2 separate regions of the Homo sapiens genome follow, and region 2 is linked to region 1. The links are chromatin contacts, found by Hi-C in ENCODE. All regions are on one chromosome and are shown on one strand. Each heading gives the region's core, a stretch centred on a gene start or an enhancer-like site at or near the end of the contact. The rest is flanking DNA. Distances are from core to core; before and after follow the strand shown. Region 1 holds the start of UVSSA (UV stimulated scaffold protein A). Region 2 holds the start of ZNF718 (zinc finger protein 718).

Region 1 (4,615 bases), core at 757-3,256:
TCGCCCATCTATCCACCTACATCATCTACAGCTGTGTTCACAACTGAGGCATTACAGCAAAGCCTGAAACACAAACCATCTGGCTCTTTAAACACACGTTACCTAGCGCAACACACACCGCCCGGCACAAACGCCCACCGCCCGGCACAAACGCCAACCGCCCGGCACAAACACACACCGCCTGGCACAAACCGCACACCGCCCGGCACAACGCACACCGCCCGGCACAAACACACACCGCCTGGCACAACGCACACCGCCCAGCACGCACACTGTTTCAGCTGGGTGCCTCCTGCTGCAGGAAGGAAGGAAGGCCTAGAGCTCGGGACATCTCCCAGCCCCTCCTGAATGCTCCTATTCCCAGCTCCTGACCCCACATAAACCATTGCGAATTCGATTTCCTGGCGCAGGCCACAAAACCTGACCTGAAATTTTCTATCAAAATGTCAACACTCCATCACTGTATAAACAATCTATAAACTGCCATTTTACAAACACAGGATACAGAATAATCAGTGTCCTCGACTTATGCTCCACCCTCCGAGGGGAAGTTTTGCTTCCCCCATGAATCTCTGGCTGCCTGAGGGTGACGGCAGAGATCCCCTCCGGCGTTTTCCTTGGAGGAAGTGAACAGAGGTGGACATACCCTAAAGGCGATGGACCAACTCGCCCATCAGCAAGCTCTATTCTTTCCCTTCGAAAAGTCCAGCAGCAAAGAAAAAGATGCACGTTTCTCTCTGAATCACATTTGTGCACTCAAGAACTCCTACAGGATGTGCTCCAGACCACACAAATGGGAATGAAGAGAAGCACCAACCACAGAGCAGTGGGGTCCCCAACGCCACACGCCCCGACCCCAGAACATGACCACCCGTCAGAGCCGGGTACTGCAGGGCCCCGAGAAAATGTCCTGGGTGTGTCCCTCGGGTGGTTCTCTCCCAGGTGGGGGCAGGAGGGCAGGGCCCTGTGTGTGTCCTGGGCTCAGTGGGCCAGTCAGTTACTGTTACTGAACCCTAAGACATACTTGCAAATTTTCTTCAGTTCCTTCATTTTCTCAGGATTTAGTCGGGGTTCTCCTGAAGTTGTGAGCTCTTCTACCAACTTCGAAAGTTTCTGATCCATATCTAGAAATAAGTAAGGCAGAGATGCTATATCACCATCTGTATTTTATAGCTCTCGGTGTTATTAACGTGTTTACTGGGTTCCACTATAAACCGAAAGCTCCGGGAGGACCCTGAGGCTGGGGTCCATCTGTGGGTGCCTCTCTGGGAAATATGTGTGTCCAGCAAGGCCTTTACGGCGGTGATTGCAGTTTTAAAAGTGAACCTTAAACTCGGGACCTCTACAATCCCGTGTGTGGGACGCTGCATTGAGGGTCGTGCGTTAAAGGAACCAGTGGCGCTGTCCGAATCAGCTTTTCCCCAACGTGACTGTTGCTGTTTCCCTTATTCACTCAGATTCCGCAGGGCAGCCTCCAGCAAGGCTGCAGAGGCCAAGAGGAGCCAAGAAATTCTGAGACCAATGAAAAGTCGCGTCCGGAGAGCAGGGGCGGCCCTAACGGAGGCAGCCTGCCCGGATACCCAGGGCCGAGCACCGCGGCGTGCCTGGTGGGATGAGGCGAGGGCCTGCCGCACCGCCAGGGAAAGGCCGAAGGACCCGGAAGGAAGCGCCAGGCGAGGCCGGGGCGGAGGCTGGGAAGCTGCGCCCTACTCGGGGAAAGAAGGGGCCCGGCAGGGCCACGCGAGGCTTGGACCGCGGGGTCGCTCTCGCACAGCGGCTGCACCGGGCGGGCGCGCCGGCTTCGACGGTGCTCGGGGGGCTGCGGCCTGTCACTCGGCCCAGGGCCCGCCCTCCGGCCCCGCCGCCGGCGCTCTCGGGCACACGGGACACGCCCTGGCCGCAGGTCTCTGCCCGGCGCCCGCAGAGCCCCGGGGACCGAACCGGCGCGACCCCCGCCCGGCAGCGTAACCACAGCCCCACCTACCGCTGACGCGGCCGCTCGCCTCGCCCCGCCCCTTCCGGCGGGGGGACCGCCCCTCTTGTCAGGTGCCCAAGACCTCTACCGCCATTGGCTGGCCCTGGGCCGGACGCATCAGGACCTGGGGTCACCACAGCGACGACTGCACCTACCGCTCGACGCGGCCTTTCTCGCCGTTGCCCCACCCTTTCCGGTCAAGGCCCCGCCCCCTAGCACGTGCCCTGAGCTCGACAGCCAATGGCTCACCCCAGCCCAGGAGGCGCAGGCGCAAAGACGCGGCCGAGGTCTGCGCGGTGACGTAGGCGCGCTCCCGGCGAGGGCGAGGCAGGCTGCCGGGGGTGGGGAGGGGGACGCACGAGAAAAAAGAGGCGGGAGGGCGCAGAAAGTCCTTAAAGGGGCCGCATGTACGGGCGCCGGGGGCGGGGCCGGCCGGGAAACTGAGGCCGAAAGGAAGTTCCGGTCTGGGCCTCAACGCCACGCCCGCCCGCGGGCTCGCAGCCAGGTCCCTTCACCTGCAGAGGGCCGGTGAGGACCGCCCAGACGGGCGGGCGCGGGCCCCCGCCCCCGAGCTCGCCCCGCGCAGGGCGCCCTGAACCCCGCGGCGCCTCCCCGCTCCGGCCTCGGGAAGGGAATCCCTGGGCGGGCTTGGGGGTCTTCGGGGCCCACCTCGGCGCCAGACGCACAGCAGGTACCCCTGGGCCCGGGCTGGCCCTGGGCGGAATGAGAAGCAGAGGCGCCGTCCGTCCTGCCGCCGAAGTCCGCAGCCTCGAACGCAGGGGAGTGCGAGGTCGGCTGCGGACGGACGGACCTGGAGACCGCGCTTGGGAAACCGTGGCTTCGGAGGAGCGTGGTGTGGACCCCACTCGCGGGGCGCCCGGCACAGGCCACGCAGAGCAGACGCCCGACTGGGCTCCCGGGGCTGGGTGCAGGGCGGGGGCCGCCGGCGGCGGGCCGGGGTTTCTTTTTCGGGGGGATGGGCGTGCCCTTGCATTACGGTGGTGGTAGCTCACAACTCTGTTAATCGTGTTTTTACAGGGTGGGTTTCAGGATGTGTGAGTTATATCTCAGTAAAGCAATTATTTTAAAAAGGAAAAGAAGAGGGACTCCCTGCGCCGCCCCTCTCTGCAGCACCAGCTTCTGTCCCTGGGCGTCAGTGGCTCCCAGCTCCTAGCTTGCAGCCAGCCCCGAGCCGCTCCTCCGCCTCACCCCTTCCTCACCCTGCCTCTTGCTTCACTGAGCAAGCTGCAGCCAGACCCTCCCTCAGCGCCCCTTGCCCTGTGCATCCAATCCCCGGCCTGTGGCTTCCTCCAAGGCACCCATCCAGCAGTTTCCCTCTGTCTTCTACAGCGTGGTTTTTTTTGTTGTTACTAGTTCTCATTAGTATAAAAGGGTGCCGTTTCTCCCATACTAACAAAACCCTCTCTTTATCCAACTTTTCTTACCAATTGCTAAGTCCAGTCTCCTTTACACTGCCCCGGGGTGTCCTCTCAGCCCTCAGGCTCAACAGCACAGCCAAGCTGCCCGTCCACTGCCCTCTGTATCCGCTGATGGCCCTGCAGCCTTTTTTTTTTTTTTTTTTTTTTTTTTTTTTGAGACAAAGTCTCGCTTTGTCACCCAGGCTGGAGTGCAGTGGCACGATCGCGGTTCACTGCAGCCTCCGCCTCCCGGGTTCAAACGATTCTCCTGCCTCAGCCTCCCGAGTAGCTGGGATGACAGTCACCCGCCACCACGCCCAGCTCATTTTTGAATTTTTAGTAGAGACGGGGTTTCACCATGTTGGTCAGGCTGGTCTCGAACTCCTGACTTCAGGTGATCCGCCCGCCTCGGCCTCCCAAAGTGCTGGGATTACAGGCGTGAGCCACCGTGCCTGGGCCACCGTGCCTGGGCCTGCCCTGCATCCTTCTGTTCGCTTGGACCAATTATCTGACTCACTTGGGCTTCTCTCTTCCTCTCACTCCATGCCCATTTGGTTTGCAAATCCTGACAGCCCTACCTTCAGAACACATCCAGATCTGAGCACGTCCCACTGCCTCATTGCCACTGCCAATTCCTGGCCACCCCTGCAGCAGGTCACTGCCGTCACCTTGTCTTTCCCTTGCACCCTGGTACCCCTAGACCATCATGCAGCAACCAGAGGGACCTTTGAAAGTCTAAGGTCGGATCACAGGATTCCTCTACACAAAATCCTCCGACGGCTCCCATCCCAGGGCAAGGCAAAACCTGTCGTGGCCTGTGTTTGCTGCCCCCTGCATCCCACCGGTTGACTTCTCCAGCCTGCTCTTGCTGCCACACGGCCTCTGGGGAGCGGATCCCTCTGCCGGGAAGCTTCTGCCAGTATCCACAGAGTTCCTTGCCTCCTTCCAGCCACTGCTCATGTCTCACCCTGAGCAAATACTTCTGCACCCGCTCACCTCCCTGGCTCAACACCCCCCATCCGTTTTCTAAACCTGCCGTGCTTGTTCCCAGGGCACTTCTGGCCCTTGTGTCACACAGACTTACTGTCTTACTAGGTGATTCGCTTTTTTCTCTTCACTCCTAAAACATACAGTCCCTGAAAATAGGGATCTTTGTTTCATGAAGCCAGACAAAAAGCAGGTGCTCAATATTTGTTGAATGCTGGATAAGATTAGAAAGCCA
Region 2 (4,615 bases), core at 2,116-4,615, 1.2 Mb after region 1:
CAGGAATTCTTATTTACAGAAGTAACATTGGTTAGTGATTGGTTATATACATTGTTAAGCTATTGGGTGTGGATTATAGTGTCCAGTGTGGCATTATTAGGTTAATTTATAGCCACTTGTGCCAATAGCAAGCAATTTCAAAAGACAAATAGTTCAAAGACGGGAACAGTACATCACTGTGGTCTCATTTTAACCAGTCTCTGGGTCTGATCATTAAAAGAACATGTATTTCTCAAATAAAAGTTCTTTTCTTCTCTCAAATCCCAGAAAATAAATTCAGAATTTGGAACTGCACATTTAGGTCTTGGAGGGCTGGTGAGCTATGCACATTTGCGGGCATTTGGGCAAAGGGAGGAGGGAGAGAATTGAAGTTCTCAAGTTTAATCAATGCACATGTATGATCCTGGTTGGGTTTATGGGCCCCGTGATCTCTGAATCCGTGTCAGATCTGAAGATGACAGGAGCACTGAAGGAGGTGAAATAACTGATTGCTGTCCTGAAGTGATTTTTGTAGAAATCTAGTCTAACTGCTCTAGAAGGGACTGTAGATCCCAAATAGAGAGACTATTTTGTTTGCAGATTTGGGGAGCACCTTGCTGCACTTTGTCATACAATTGTGGGTTGTGGCTGGAATCCTGAGAAGAAAGGTTTTTCTCTCAAGTGAAGCCTGGTGGGCACTTTGTATATAACGTCCAGTACTTCTAAACAGTGCATGGAAAATATGACTAAAAGAAAAATTTTCAGCCAGGCACGGTGGCTCACGCCTATAATCCCAGCACTTTGGGAGGCCAAGGCCGGTGGATCATGAGGTCAGAAGATGGAGACCATCCTGGCCAACATGGCGAAACCCCGTCTCTACTAAAAATACAAAAAAATTAGCTGAGTGTGGTGGCGCGCCTGTAATCCCAACTACTCAGGAGGCTGAGCAGGTGAATCGCTTGAACCTGGGAGGTGGAGAATGCGGTGAGCCGAGATCGCACTACTGCACTCCAGCCTGGCGACACAGCGAAGACTCCGTCTTAAAAAAAAAAAAAAAGAGAAAAATTATCTCCAATCCTAAAAAAATTTTCCACCATAATAGAACAGCAAGAAAATGTTTTGTTATATAATTAAACCAAAATGTGATGTGCATCACAGGCAATCTACTAAGAGACTGCAAACACAGAAAAAAAGTCACCATTAGTTCTTAAGTAGAAGACTTGAAAGCACCATTTACACAGTTTATTATTTCACCTAGTAATTTGGGAGGTAATCTGGGTTTTCTAATTGGTAATATTCAAAAGAAAAATAAACTTCCCACATCTTCATGACAGGACGTAGACCCACAATGTGGAGCCAGGTACCTGCTGAAGGCAGCCTCCCACCCTCCTACAGAAACTGTGGGATATATTCTTGCTATTCACATTTCAAAGCAATAGTTCCCAAGTCCTAGATAAAGACAAGTCTGAGTCAAAAAAGACAAATGACCTATTTAACTGATAAAAATGATTTACATATATTTCAAAAACTGGTGAAAATAATTATAAAAATTTTCCACCTAAATGCTTTAAGAAAAGGGAGAAGAGCAAAAATTCTTCCCTCACTCTAAAGAGAAATCATTAAGCCTCTTCTAATTTGTATTTGCTCCTACAACAGCCAGGTCTAAGGCATGGTCTTGAATTCCCTAACGTCTGAATTCTTGTAGGCACGTAAGGGATGAACTTGGGCACACTGTATGCACAGAAAAGAGGATTTGTGGGGAAGGAAAAAGCACAAGACAGCAAGGAGCTATCAAGAGCCATGGGGTGGGGGCAGGGCACAACTGATGAAAGGACTGGTTTGTGCTACAGGTACAGGCCCAGGCAGGGCTACGCACTGACTGATTCCTGAGTCCATAAAGGCATAGGAGATTAAGATCAGATGGTCCAGAAGCCTGGGTTGGAGAAGGAAACGGGCTCCTGCTAAACAGATCTGGGGTTGAGATGAGCCAGGAGTCTTCTGGGCACTGCGTGTGCTTTTGGCAGAAAACTGTAGGAGCAAAACTGCCATGGGCACAATTCCTGAGGGTAGAACCCTGTCTTAGGCCAGGTGTGGCCGTGCGAATGCCCAGTGGGCGTGCTCAGGAGTGGGTTAGCATTGGGTGGGGGCTGGCAGCAGGATGCGGGGAAGGGATGTTTCTTAGAACTGCTTTCCTCTAAGTTCCCAGTCCCCTTTCTCCCCGGGAGGAGGCCTGGAGGAAGAGGACAGTGCCCAGCGGGACAGCGCCTGTGCAGAACCCGGCCGCGCCTCCTGCGGACACCAGGTGACTTCCTCCAACCCAGACTCGGCCATGTCTTTCTTCTGACAGAAAACTTGCGGAGTTTCCTCAACACCAGTCAATGCTCCAACCCCAACGGGGTGTCCAGCAACTCACTAACGACACCACCCAGAGTCAGCGCTGACCCCACAAGCTCAGCACTCTTCCCGCAGCTGCTCTCCTGCAGACGCCAGTCCCTGCCTCTGGACACCCGTCTTCATTTCTGAACCCCTGCCTACAAACCAGGGACGCCCACACCCTCCTCAAGTTCAATAATGTGGCAGAACTACTCACAGAACTAAGAGAAGCGCTGTGCGCACCGACACCAGCGTATTCTAAAAGATGCGAACAGACACCAGCGTATTCAGGAACAGCCACGCGGAGGAGGCGCACAGGGCAAGGGGACTGGCGGCAAAGTTGGCGCAGGCAGGTGATTTGCTTCGCTTCCTCACACACCTCACAAAAGCCTTTCCTTCAAGACCCGCTGGCAGTCCCCAAACCACGAGCCACGGCAGAGCTTTCCCATTAATAAGTCCTGTTTGCTCACATGAACTCCATGTTTTGATGGGGCCTCAATCTCATTCTGAACAGGGTAAAGTAGGGACGGGATTCCGGACCACAGCTCCTCCCACGCCGGCACCGCGCAGGCCGCCGCGGTGTCTTCCGGATGAGCTCCTACTCACTCCACAGCCCGGGGAAAGTGCAGGGCTACCGGCGCAGAGCTGCACAAGGAGGGCTGCAGGCTGGGCCAGAGCCGCTGTACGGGGACTGACAAGAGCGCGGGTCCCTCACCGGAGGGGACTGAGGACAGAGGGCTGAGCGGGAACTCCATTCACAGACTCCTCCCACCGCCGCCATTTCCCGCCGGTTCCGATGAGGCCTCCACAGCCTTGGGACGCCCTGCCCTGCACACTCACCATTTCCCGACTTCAGGAGTGTCCCAGAGTCTTAGATACGAATCATCCAATACCGGCAGGTCACAGAGCCACAGAGGCTGAGGCTGTGGCAGAATCACCGAGGCTTCCCTAAGGAGCGGGAGCAGAGCGATGAGGCCCTAACCGAGCTCTGGCTGGAGCTACAAGCAAAAGCCGCGCCAGATCCCGGATGCCGCACCCTCCTCTCTGCTGCGCGCCTCATTCGGCAGTTGTCAATCCAGCGCTCTAATTGGATAGAGCTGTAAGTCTCCCGCCTCAGGCCTTGAGTGACAGAAGTTGCAACCATACACAGCACTGAATGAGGCGAGAGTGACAGGCTCTGGCCTCCTGGTACTTTGAGGCAGGTTTTTTGTGTTTGTTTTTTGAGTCTGGCTCTTCTCGCCCAGGCTGGAGTGCAGTGGCGCGAACTCGGCTCTCTGCAACCTCTGCCTCCCGGGTTTAAGCGATTCTCCTCAGCCTCCCAAGTAGCTGGGATTACAGGTGCCCACCACCACACCCGGCCAATTTCTGTATTTTTAGCAGAGACAGGGTTTCACCATGTTGGCCAGGCTGGTCTTGAACTCCTGACCTCAGGGTATCTGTTCGCCTATGTCTCCCAAAATGCTGGGATTAAAGGCGTGAGCCACCACGCCCGGCCCAGGCTGGGGTGTTATCTCTGTGCTTGGCTTGGTACAGCCCAGTGGTCATTTTTTTAACCTTGTGGTATGTAAGGTTAGGTCCATTTATAATATAAATTATACACACACGCATGCATGCACGCACATGCACACACACGTACACATGCACGCGTGCATACACAAACTTGTTCACAAACGGAAACAATATAATGACAATTATTTTAATGTTTTATAACCTTTCTGGCCTCTGGTCTTTTGAGTAGGACACATGAGATTTTAAGAAGGAAGTAATCCTCTAAAAAATAAAATGTTAGCTATTAGTGAATTTTCAATTTTTTATTAGCCACATCGAAAATAATAAAAACAAGTGAGATTGTTTGTGATAATTTTAGCCTACTATATCCAAAATATTATTGTTTTAATATGTGATCAATATATAATTGAGAGGTGAAGCCAGCTGGACTTCCTGGGTAAACTGGGGACTTGGAGAACTTTCCTGTCTTACAAGAGGATTGTAAAATGTACCAATCAGCACTCTGTAAAAACGCACCAATCAGTGCTCTGTAGCTAGCAAGGGGATTGTAAAATGCACCAATCAGCACTCTGTAAAATGCACCAATCAGCAGGATCCTAAAAGTAGCCAATTGCAGGGAGGATTGAAAAAAGGGCACTGTGATAGGACAAAAACGGAACACGGGAGGGCACAATTAAGGGGAAATGGGAGGTGGAATAAAAGCTGACCACCCCAGCCAGCAGTGGCAACCAACTGGGGTCCCCTTCGATGCTGT

Evidence for each region. Hi-C counts contacts between places; a loop is a spot of excess contacts on that map. Pooled maps may share reads with other maps.
Region 2: a pooled map shows a loop between it and region 1 (17-fold over the local background). The contact joins the promoter of ZNF718 here to the promoter of UVSSA in region 1. A Hi-C loop is called at or near these places in 11 of 50 pooled maps.

The regions. Positions count from the first base shown.
Region 1 is chr4:1,344,599-1,349,213 of GRCh38, reverse strand. UVSSA (UV stimulated scaffold protein A) reads right to left here and starts at 2,006. Exons shown (of 14, transcript NM_020894.4): 1 at 1,454-2,006; 2 at 1,025-1,124. The coding sequence starts at 1,122. RefSeq lists enhancers at 1,318-1,397, 3,243-3,765, 3,766-4,289 and silencers at 1,628-2,067, 2,308-2,637, 2,858-2,947.
Region 2 is chr4:123,251-127,865 of GRCh38, reverse strand. It overlaps ZNF718 (zinc finger protein 718), which reads right to left and starts at 3,365. Exons shown (of 4, transcript NM_001039127.6): 1 at 3,193-3,365. The coding sequence starts at 3,195. It overlaps LOC124900641, which reads left to right and starts at 2,275. Exons shown (of 1, transcript XM_047416469.1): 1 at 2,275-4,615. The coding sequence starts at 2,618. The coding sequence ends at 3,094. RefSeq lists enhancers at 2,131-2,190, 2,451-2,650, 2,941-3,380.